Regions from separate parts of the Homo sapiens genome. Here region 2 is linked to region 1. Evidence: chromatin loops called from intact Hi-C (ENCODE). Cell type or tissue: heart right ventricle. All regions are shown on one strand.

Region 1 (5,000 bases):
ATCCCATGCTGCCGCTCTATCTGCAGACCCGAGCTGCATGTCCAGGACACTTGCTGTGTGCCCAGTGATGCTGATGTTAGCCCATGAGGCTCCCACGGAATCTAGGAAGCCAGCATGGCTGTCCGCCACGTAACAGAAGATGCTGAGTTGTGAAAGGGTATGCGACCTATCCGAGGTCACAGAGCCAGAGCATGGTAGTGCAGGGTGTGCGCAGATGCACAGCCGGGTTCCTTCTACTCCATCTGTGTCATCTCCTGCCACACACACTTCCCTATACAGCCCCAGGACAGGGCCCCTCTCTGCCCTCCCCAACCCCAATCCATCTATCCCTCTCCCTGCTCCCCTGTCCTCAATGGTCTAATATAAGTCCGATTCTTGGTACATGATAGAGACTCAATAAATATCAGTTCCATTCTCCTCCACCTGGGCCCCGTATTTGCCAGGGTTTCAGTTACCTTTATCCGTTAACCTCCCTTTCCCCAACCCCAAGTGGAGCACTCTCCATGGTAACAAGGTTTCTGACGCTTCTGACGCTGCCATGAATGGAGAAACGACCATCCCCTGGATGTGCTAAGCCCAGGCCTCTAAGCAGCCTCAAGGAACCTGTCACCAGGCAGGGGAGTCCCAAGACATGACCTTCAACAAGGTTCTGCACCCAGACCAAGGCAGCAGCTGACAGGCTTGATCTCATCTGTTCAATGAGAGTCCTGGGCCAAAGGCCTGACCCTGGAGCCCCTTTCAGCACTGACTGTCCATGAACTAGGCCCTACACCAGACTACAACCAACCTTCCCTCCTGGGGACCCTTCCCTTGACCCCATTTCATAAGGAGGGTGGATTGGGAGATCCTGATGGGGCAGGAATTACAAGCTTGAATCTCCACTTCGGAAAACACATTCCTGTTCAAATCAAGTCTGAAGGTTTTCGGTTTAAAGGCACACTCAGGAGCACTGCCGGGCTCCCCCTAAAGCAGCAGGCCCCACTTTCCAAGCTGAGTCAACTGGTTCAACACCGAGAACCTGATTTATGTACAGCATGGGCCTCCAACCCTGCCCCCACCCGTGCGGGGGGAGGGGACAGGCTTCCTGGAACACCATTTGAATAAAGAAAAATCCTTCCGGTGAGAATAAGTCAGTTTCCTGCGCTCATACTGCTAAAGGACCAAGCAAGGCTGTGACAATCACCTCTATTTTTAATCTTTTCTAAATGCTGTTTTCTGTGGCCACAAGAACAGTCATTTCCAGGCGTGGGGCTCCACTTTCACACTTCGCTTCAAGGTGTCTGGTTTTTCTTAGCTCTGAACTACTAGTTTTCTCCGCTGCTTCCTGCACCAGAAGGGTACTGGGGGGAGCCAAGACTCACTTGTTGAGCGTGGCTGAGACCACCAAGGTGTCCAGGGGAACCACAGGGTCCCCCTTTCTCAGCATTAAGCGGGAGGGTTAGACTGACTGGGGGAAGAGAGACACAATCTCAGACCCCAGGGCTGAAATACGGCGGCCGCCTCCACTCCCTCCTGGGTTCTGTCTTCCCCACAGCCGTCCACCCACCTATCTTCACGCCATGCAGCAATCGGGCCCCGGAGGACCGCGCCCCAGCCTCCCCGATCACTCGGTTACTCAGATGCGGCTCACCTCCGCCCTGCCGCCGACCCAGCCCCGCCATAGGCCCGATTTCCTGCAAGGGAGGGACGGAGTGCTGGGGCCCCAAGGAAGGGACAGCGTGAGGGGACGAGGAGGCAAGGAGGGAAGAGGGCGCGGGACCTGCGGGGGTGCCGAGGGAGCCCGTCCACCGGGTCCAGGGGCCTGCGGGACGGCGCTGCAGAAGAAGGCGCCAGGGCTGGGGACGAGGGACCCAGGGAGACTGGGACTCAAGGGAGCACGGCCCAGGGAAGCCGGGTCGGCAGGGAGCTGGAGGCTGACCTGAGGGGGCCAAGGGTCGGAGACAGGGGAGGCCCGCCCGAAAGGGCCCGAGAAGGTGGGAAGGTGGGAAGGTGAGAAGGCCGCGCGCAGGCCCGGACGCCGCGTCAGGGAAGGATATTGCCGCAGGAGCCCGTCCACCTCGCTCGGGTCCGGGCCTGGCTCCGCCGCCGCCGCCGCCGCCTCCTCCTGCTCGTCCACAAATTTGTTCTCGTCAAATTCGTCGATGTCCACCCGGCGGAAGCGCGAGGACAGCGTGTTCCGGGCCATGGCGGGAGCTCGGCGCCCGCTCAGCCGGCTCCGCTCGCGGCCCGACCTCGGCTCTGCTCCGCTCGCACCGGCTCCTGCTCGGGGGCGGGAAGCGGCTGCCCGGCTGCTCCCAGCACCTCCTCCACCGCCTCCGCGCGCAGCCGCCGCCGCCCGCCCACTTCCGGCACCCGCCGGATCCGGAAGCGCCGTCAGGGGCGGGGCGGAGCCTGGCACCTGGAGTGCGGTATGGGATCACCGCAGCCTCCCCCACCTCAGTGTCCCTTCCACGGAGTCTCTATTTTGTCACTGAGGATCGGGCGCCCGGCATCTGTGCAGGCCCCGCCTCGTGTGTGCCGTAACTGCGCTGGTTCCCCGGCTTTCCCGCGCCTCCGAGGAGCCCCTGGCCTCAGCGGGGCCGGGCGCGTGCTCCCGGGGTGATCCCTGCCGGTACTGGGGAAGGCTGGGCCCCCGGGAGAAGGCTCGCGGCTCTACTTCTCGAGTGCCGGGCAGGCTTCTTGGAGAAGAAACCTTCGAGCTGATGACTGAGGGATGAGTAGGAGTTCCTGTGCCCGGGGAGTGGCGCGGGAGGCGCCTGTGTCTCGGAGCCTTGAACGCCACCACACTTAGTACGAGGAGGCCGCCTGTACACAGAGGTGACCCTCTTAAAGGAGTAGGGGGCTTTAAATACGTTTAGTGCGATCACGGGACTGACAAGACGTTGAAGACGTTGTGACTCGAGGGATTCTGCGACCCCACGTGTGTAGCAGTCACCTTGGCCAGGCAGTTGGGGGCGCCAGGAGAGGGAGATGGCCCTGTGGCCACCGTCCTGGCAGGAGAGGCCTGGCTGGAGAGGCACATCTTGACAGAAACCAAATTCTCAGAATCTGAGATGGGGGAAAGCGGTTTAGGGAAGTCAAGGACGACTCTGAGGTGCCAGATTTGGTGCCTGGGCTGTTATCCCAGGGGTTCTGTTAATTGATCTTAGCCTTAGGGTAAGTAAAATGGGTCTTTTTATATAATAGTGTGAAAACTATTTTCATCTAATAGTACTCTTTTTAATAAAAGTCAGTAGTTGGAATGTGATTCATTTTTGCTGCTTCGAATACCTCTCATTGAACTGTGTCTAAAGATAAAAAAAATATTGCCAGACTATGATGCAACCTTATCTTCGGTGGTAAGGATACAGACTCCCATAGTGGGAAACTAGTGGTGAAGAAGTCTCTGCCTGTAATCCTCAGCACTTTGGGAGCCGAGGTGGGCGGATCACCTGAGGTCAGAAGTTTGAGACCAGCCTGACCAAAATGCTGAAACCCCGTGTCTACTAGAAATACAAAATTAGCCGGGCGTGCTGGCGCATGCCTGTAATCCCAGCTACTCGGGAGGCTGAGGCAGGAGAATCGCTTGAAACCGGTAGGTAGAGGTTGCACTGAGCTGAGATCGCGCCATTACGCTCCAGCCTGAGCGACAAGAGCAAAACTCCGTCTCAAAAAAAAAAAAAAAAAAGAAAAGAAAAGAAAAGTCTCAGGGGTCCTGGAAACATGCAAAGCCCACCTGCAATACAGTTCCATATCTGGGAAAAAATATTTGTGATTCAGGTCTGCCACGAGACAGCAGAAATTCATATCCCCAGAACATCCTGGTCAGAAGGAACTTGAACCCAGAAATGCCCATTTTACAAGTAAAGAAACAGCCCCCAAAGAAACTAGTAAATGGAATAATGTCCCAGCTCATGGTCATGGACTTTCATTCCAGCCAGGGAGACACAATTTAAAAATCCATATTATACGATGTCAGGGCTGACAGTGTTGAGAGGGAAAAAAACCATGCAGTGCCTGAGTGTGCCTTAGATAAAGTGATCAAAGGAGGTGTCCTGGCCGGGCGCAGTGGCTCACACCTGTAATCCCAGCACTTTGGGAGGCCCAGGGGGCAGATCACCTGAGGTCAGGAATTCGAGACCAGCCTGGCCAACATGGTGAAAACCCATCTCTACAAAAACACAACAATTAGCTAGGCATGATGGCGCACACCTGTAATCCCAGCTACTCGGGAAGCTGAGCGGGGAGAATCGCTTGAACCCAGGAGGCAGAGGTTGCAGTGAGCTGAGATCACACCATTGCACTCCAGCCTGGGCGATGGAGTGAGATACCATCTCAAAAAAAAAAAAAAAAAAGGTGTCCCTGAGGAGGTGACACTAGACAGAGACTGGAAGGAAATGAAGGAGGCAACTAAGCGAAGGCTCAGAGGTTGGGGTGGGCTCAGTATATTCGAGAAACAGCCAGGAACAGAAGAGAGATGAGGTGGGGGTTGGGAGGAGAGTAGGGCTCTGTAGGCCGAGGAAAGGACTCAGTCTTAATTCAAATGGGACAGCCCTGGAAATTCTGAGCAGAACAGTAATAGATCAGAAGTCTGAATTGTTTGAAAAGGGCCTTCTAAGCAGCTGTATTGAGAACACATCTGGGATCGAGAACCAAAGTAGAGAGGTGATTTAGATGGTGACAGCAACCATCCAGGGGACAGACAGTGGTAGCCCAACCAGGCAGGGGCCAATGAGGATGGTGGGAACAAGCTGGGTAAATTTTTTTTTAATTTTTTTGAGACGGAGTTTTGCTCTTATTGCCCAGGCTGGACTGCAATGGGGCTATCTCAGTTCACCGCAACCTCTGCCTCCCGGGTTCAAGCAATTCTGCCTCAGCCTCCCGAGTAGCTGGGATTACAGGCATGCGCCACCATGCCTGGCTAATTTTGTATTTTTAGTAGAAACGGGGTTTCTCCATGTTGGCTGGCCTAGTGTTGAACTCCTGACCTCAGGTGATCTGCCCACCTCGGCCTCCCAAAG
Region 2 (5,000 bases), 66 kb before region 1:
TTGAGATAGGGTCTCGCTCTGTCACCTAGGGTGGAGTGCAGCAGCACAATCTCGGCTCACTGCAACCTCCATCTCCCGGGTTCAGGCGATTCTCCTGCCTCAGCCTCCTGAGTAGCTTGGGACTACAGGCACCCGCCACCACGTCCAGCTAATTTTTGTATTTTTAGTAGAGACAGAGTTTCACTGTGTTGGCCAGGCTGGTCTGGAACTCCTGACCTCGTGATCCTCCCGCGTCGGTCTCCCAAAGTGCTAGGATTACAGGGGTGAGCCACCACACTTGGCAATAAATTTCTTTAAAACTCATTTATAATGCTGGATATATATATAAAAGAATGTATGTAATATATATGTAAAGTATAAAGCATAAAGTAAATCTATCACTCATCTGAAGAGATAGAACACTATCAATTCTGTTAAGCCACTTATATGTTTCTTCCAATTTCCTCTACCCAATTTAGGATAGCATAACCACTATTCTAAATTTTGTATTTTTCATTTACTTGCTTTTTAAAATATCTTACCAGATATGTATGTATTCATAAACAATTTATTATTTAATACTGCTTGTTTTTGAAGTTATAAAAGTTGCACACTGTAGACTTCTTGGATTTCCTTTTTTAAAATTTAATTCAACATGCTTATAAAATGCATCCATGTTACAGGAAGCTGTGGTTCATTTATTTTTACTGCTGTATAAGATTCCAGGCTGGACACAGAAGCTCACGCCTGTAATCCCAATGCTTTGGGAAGCTAAGGCGGAAGGACTGCTTGAGGCCAGAAGTTCAAGACCAGCTTGGGCAACATAGCAAGACTGCATATCTACAAAAGTTTTTTTTTTTTTTTTTAATTTGCCTGGTTGGTGGTGGTATGCCTGTAGTCCTAGCTTCTTGGGAGGCAGAGGCAAGAGGATCGCTTGAGCCCAGGAGTTTGGGATTGTAGTGAGCTATGATCGTGCCACTGTACTCCAGCTTAGGCAACAGAGCAAGACTCTGTCTCTAAAGATTTTTTTTAAAAAAAAGATCCCAGCATTTGAAAAGGCCACATTTAATGTCTGTCTTCTCCTGGCGATAGACATTTGAATTGTTTCCGTTGTCAGATGAGTCTTCCTCCTGCTTTCTTGTACTGCCTGGATCCCAGGTCAGATTACATGGCAGAAGTTATTAGGTTATCGGGATGGAGCAATAAGATTACCAGATCTACATTATCACTGGCTCCTATATTTAAGAGGAAATATAAGCACACATTTGAGCATCGGGCTGAAGGATGTAGTTTTAAGGCTGGGTTCTGTGACAGATGGACCTGTTTTGCCTTCATGCTGACACCCTAAATGAAGTCTTTTATTTAGTAATGTATTCCAAATACAGAGATTGACCCAGATTCAGGAAGTAATTTATTTTGGGGTTTCTCAAGTTTTGAACTTAATACAGCCTGATCCTCAGTTCCTATCTCCAGACCCTTATATCCAACTGCATATGTTTCTCCAAACAGATCCCTCCTCTGTGGCATCTCAAATTCTAAATGAACAAAATTGAATTCATTATTTCCATCTCCAAATGTGCACCTTCATCTTCCCAAGTCACCAGCCAGAAACCCTGGAGGTATTTTAGGCTCTTCCCTCCTTTCACTTCTTGGTGTCCAATCAGTCAACACGTATTATGGCTTCTATTTCTTTCTTTTTTTTTTTTTTTTTTGGAGACAGAGTCTTGCTGTGTCGCCCAGGCTGGACCCTGGGTTCAAGCAATTCTCCTGCCTCACTCAGCCTCCCAAGTAGCTGGGACTACAGGCACACACCGCCACACTTGGCTAGTTTTTTGTATTTTTAGTAGAGATGAGGTTTCACCGTGTGCCCAGTCTGGTCTTGAACTCCTGAGTTCAGGCAATCCTCTTGCCTTGGCCTCCCAAAGTGCTAGGATTACAGGCAGCTTTCATTTCTTAAATGTCTCAAACTTGCCTCCCTACTCCATCTTCTAGTAGTACATTTACTAGCAGAGGTTAAGCATCCCTAATCTGAAAATTTGAAATCTGAAATACTCCAAAATCTTAAACTTTTTGAGCGCCAACATGGCCACAAGTGGAAAATTTACACATAAATACTTAACACAACTTTGTTTAATGCATATCATTTAAAATATTGTATAAAATTATGTTCAGGCTATGTGTATAAAACGTATATGGAACATAATTTCACGTTTACACTTGGGTCCCATCCCCAAAATATTATATTATGTATATGCAGACATTCCAAAATCTGAAAAAATCCAAACTCCAAAACACTTCTGATCCTAAACTGTTTGGGCAAGAGATACTCAACCTATACTATCATTTGATTTCAAGCTGCCTTTCTTTCTGGGACAAACTTGTAGTCTATCTGGGTTCCCTGTCCCCAAAGTGACCTTTTTTTTTCTTTGAGACAGGGATCTCTTTCTGGCACCCAGGCTGGAGTGCAGTGGCCCGATCACAGCCCACTGCAGCCTTAACCTCCTGGGCTCAAGCGATTCTCCCATTTCAGCCTCGTGAGTAGTTGGGACTACAGGCACGTGCCGCCACACCCAGCTAATTTTTGTATTTTTTGTAGCGACGGAGTTTTGCCATGTTGCTTAGGCTGGTCTCGAACTCCTGGGCTCAAACGATCTGCCCACCTTGGCCTCCCAAAGTACTGGGACTGCAGGTGCTAGCCACTGTGCACAGCCCAAAGTGATCTTTCTAAAAGCAGATCTGTTCATGTCTCTCCAGTACTTAAAACTCATAAAACTCAGTGGCTTCCCCATTATTTTCAGGATGAAGTACAGACTCATTATTATAGCATAATGGTAAACTGTCATGGTCTTCTCTCAGCTTATATGGCCAGCATTATCTCACTGTACTTTGCTACACCCTGTGCCACAGCCAGACTGAATTTATTGCACTTTCTAGAATGGACCACATTCTTTCATGCTTACAATTTTTGCACATGCTATTTCCTCTCTCTAGAATGTCTCATTTCCCCTTTCACTCCTGCATTCCTCTGACAGACTCTTGTGCATCTTAAGACTCAGCTCATGTGTTACTTCCAGCAAACTCCCTTGACCTGACCTTCTCCTCTGGCAGCCCCCTACCCTTTACCCCTCCTGGCTGTTTGGTGCCTTGTCTTCTGCTAACCTCTGTAATAGCACCTGCTGTACTGCATTATTATTGATGATTTGCTTGTTTGTCTCTTCCACTGAACTGGGAGTTTCATGAAAGACAATAAAGTGTAGCCCTTAGGAACTCAGGTCAGGTTATAGAGTCATATCTGCTCTATTATTATTATGTGACTTTGGGCAAATTTCTTCATTTTTCCTTGCCTTATTTTTCACATCTATAAAATGGGGATAGGAACTGTATCTACCTTTATTAAAGTATGTGTGTCAAGGATCCCCAAGATCATCCCCAGATTTAATTATTCACTAGGAGGACTCACAAGACTCACCATATAGTTTTACTCACTGCTATCATTTATTACAGTGAAAGGATCTAAAACAGACTCAGCAAAGGGAAAAGGTGCATGGGGAAAAGCTTGGAGGAAACAGGTGCAAGCTTCCAAGATTCTTCTCCCAGTGGAATTACATAGGACATGCTCCATTCTCCCAGCAATGAGTTGTGACAACACATGTAAAATGTCTACCAGGGAAGCTCATTAGAGACTCAGTGTCCAGGCTTTTTATTGGGGACTGGTCATGTGAACACCCTCTGCCTACTATGTATCAAAATTCCAGAATCCAGGCCAGGCAGGGTGGCTCACACCTGTAATCCCAGCACTTTGGGGGACCAAGGCAGATGGATCAGTTGAGGTCAGGAATTTGAGACCAGCCTGGCCAACATGGCGAAACCCTGTCTCTACTAAAAATACAAATATTAGCTGAGCATGGTGACACACACCTGTAGTCCCAGCTACTCAGGAGGCAGGAGAATCTCTTGAACCCAAGAGGCAGAGGTTACAGTGAGCCAACATTGTACCACTGCACTCCAGCCTGGGTGACAGAGCGAGACTCTGTCTAAATAAATAAATAAATAAATAAATAATCCAGACTCCAGAAGGAAACCAGGTATTCAGCATAAACCCATATTTTTGCACAAACATTTTAGGCACAATGAGCCATTCTTAACAGAATGATGGGAACCCTCCCAAAATCTAAGTTCCCAGATGCCAGCCAAGGACCAACCTTAAAAGCAGGCCTTTCTAAGGATAACAGTCTGAGGCCTGTAATGTCAGTTCTTCTGCGTAGAATCTAAAGCACTTAGCATGGCGTCTGGCTCTAAGCATTTCATAATTAGCTTCTGTTGCTGCTGCTGCTGTTATTTTGGATAGGAGCTCTTTGTTTCACCACTATTCCTAGTGCTTAGCACAGTAGTGAGACATAGGATGTCTCCTATGTCTCACTAACAGTAATAATCATAACAGCTTCTTATACTGCTAGTGGTGTGGTCTGAATGTATGTCTCCAAAAATTGATATGTTGAAACCTAATCACTAGAGTGATGGAATGAGGAGGTGAATCGTCTCCGAGATGATTAGCTCATGAGGGAGGAACCCTCATGAATGAGATTAGTGCTCTTACAAAAGAGGCCCCAGAAAGCTGCCTTGCCCCTTCCACCATGTGAGGGCACAGCTAGAAGGTGTCATGTATGAACCAGAAAGTGGGTCTTCACTAGACACCAAATCTGCTGGCACCTTAATTTTGGACTTCCTAGGCTCCAGAACTGTGAGAAATACATTTCTGTTGTTTATAAGTCACACATTCTATGGCATTTCATTATAGCACTCAAACAGACTAAGACAACTAGTAATAGATGACACATATTAAAGCTAATATGTGCCAGGCTGTGTTTTAGGGATTTGACAAGTATTGATTTACTTAATCCTCATCACAGCTCTGTGAGGCAAATGCTGTTTGTTATCACAGATTGCAAATGAGGAAACCAGTGCACAGAGAAGTTGAGTAATGAGCCTAAGTTCTTACAGCTCGTAAGTGGTAAAGCTGC

The links. Peaks named below come from ENCODE experiments on the same cell type or tissue, not always from the same donor. Only the 100,000 strongest peaks of a DNase experiment are listed, where the experiment ranks them.
Region 2: a loop joins it to region 1, with 2.0 times the contacts of the local background. A loop is called at or near these places in 38 of 110 quality-filtered maps.

What each region holds. Positions count from the first base shown.
Region 1 is chr9:124,866,476-124,871,475 of GRCh38, reverse strand. ARPC5L (actin related protein 2/3 complex subunit 5 like) reads right to left here. Exons shown (of 6, transcript NM_030978.3): 3 at 2,037-3,048. The coding sequence starts at 2,185. Among named protein-coding and RNA genes, the nearest start is that of ARPC5L, 6.8 kb to the right of the region's middle. RefSeq lists enhancers at 581-630, 1,091-1,530, 2,931-3,010 and silencers at 1,751-1,800, 2,061-2,630. In heart right ventricle, no CTCF peak of the experiment used is centred here; DNase peaks (open chromatin) are centred at 1,054, 2,014, 2,345 and 2,770; H3K4me3 peaks cover 3,216 bases; H3K27ac peaks cover 3,403 bases.
Region 2 is chr9:124,932,455-124,937,454 of GRCh38, reverse strand. All of the region lies in intron 3 of GOLGA1 (golgin A1), which reads left to right. Among named protein-coding and RNA genes, the nearest start is that of GOLGA1, 6.1 kb to the left of the region's middle. In heart right ventricle, no CTCF peak of the experiment used is centred here; no DNase peak of the experiment used is centred here.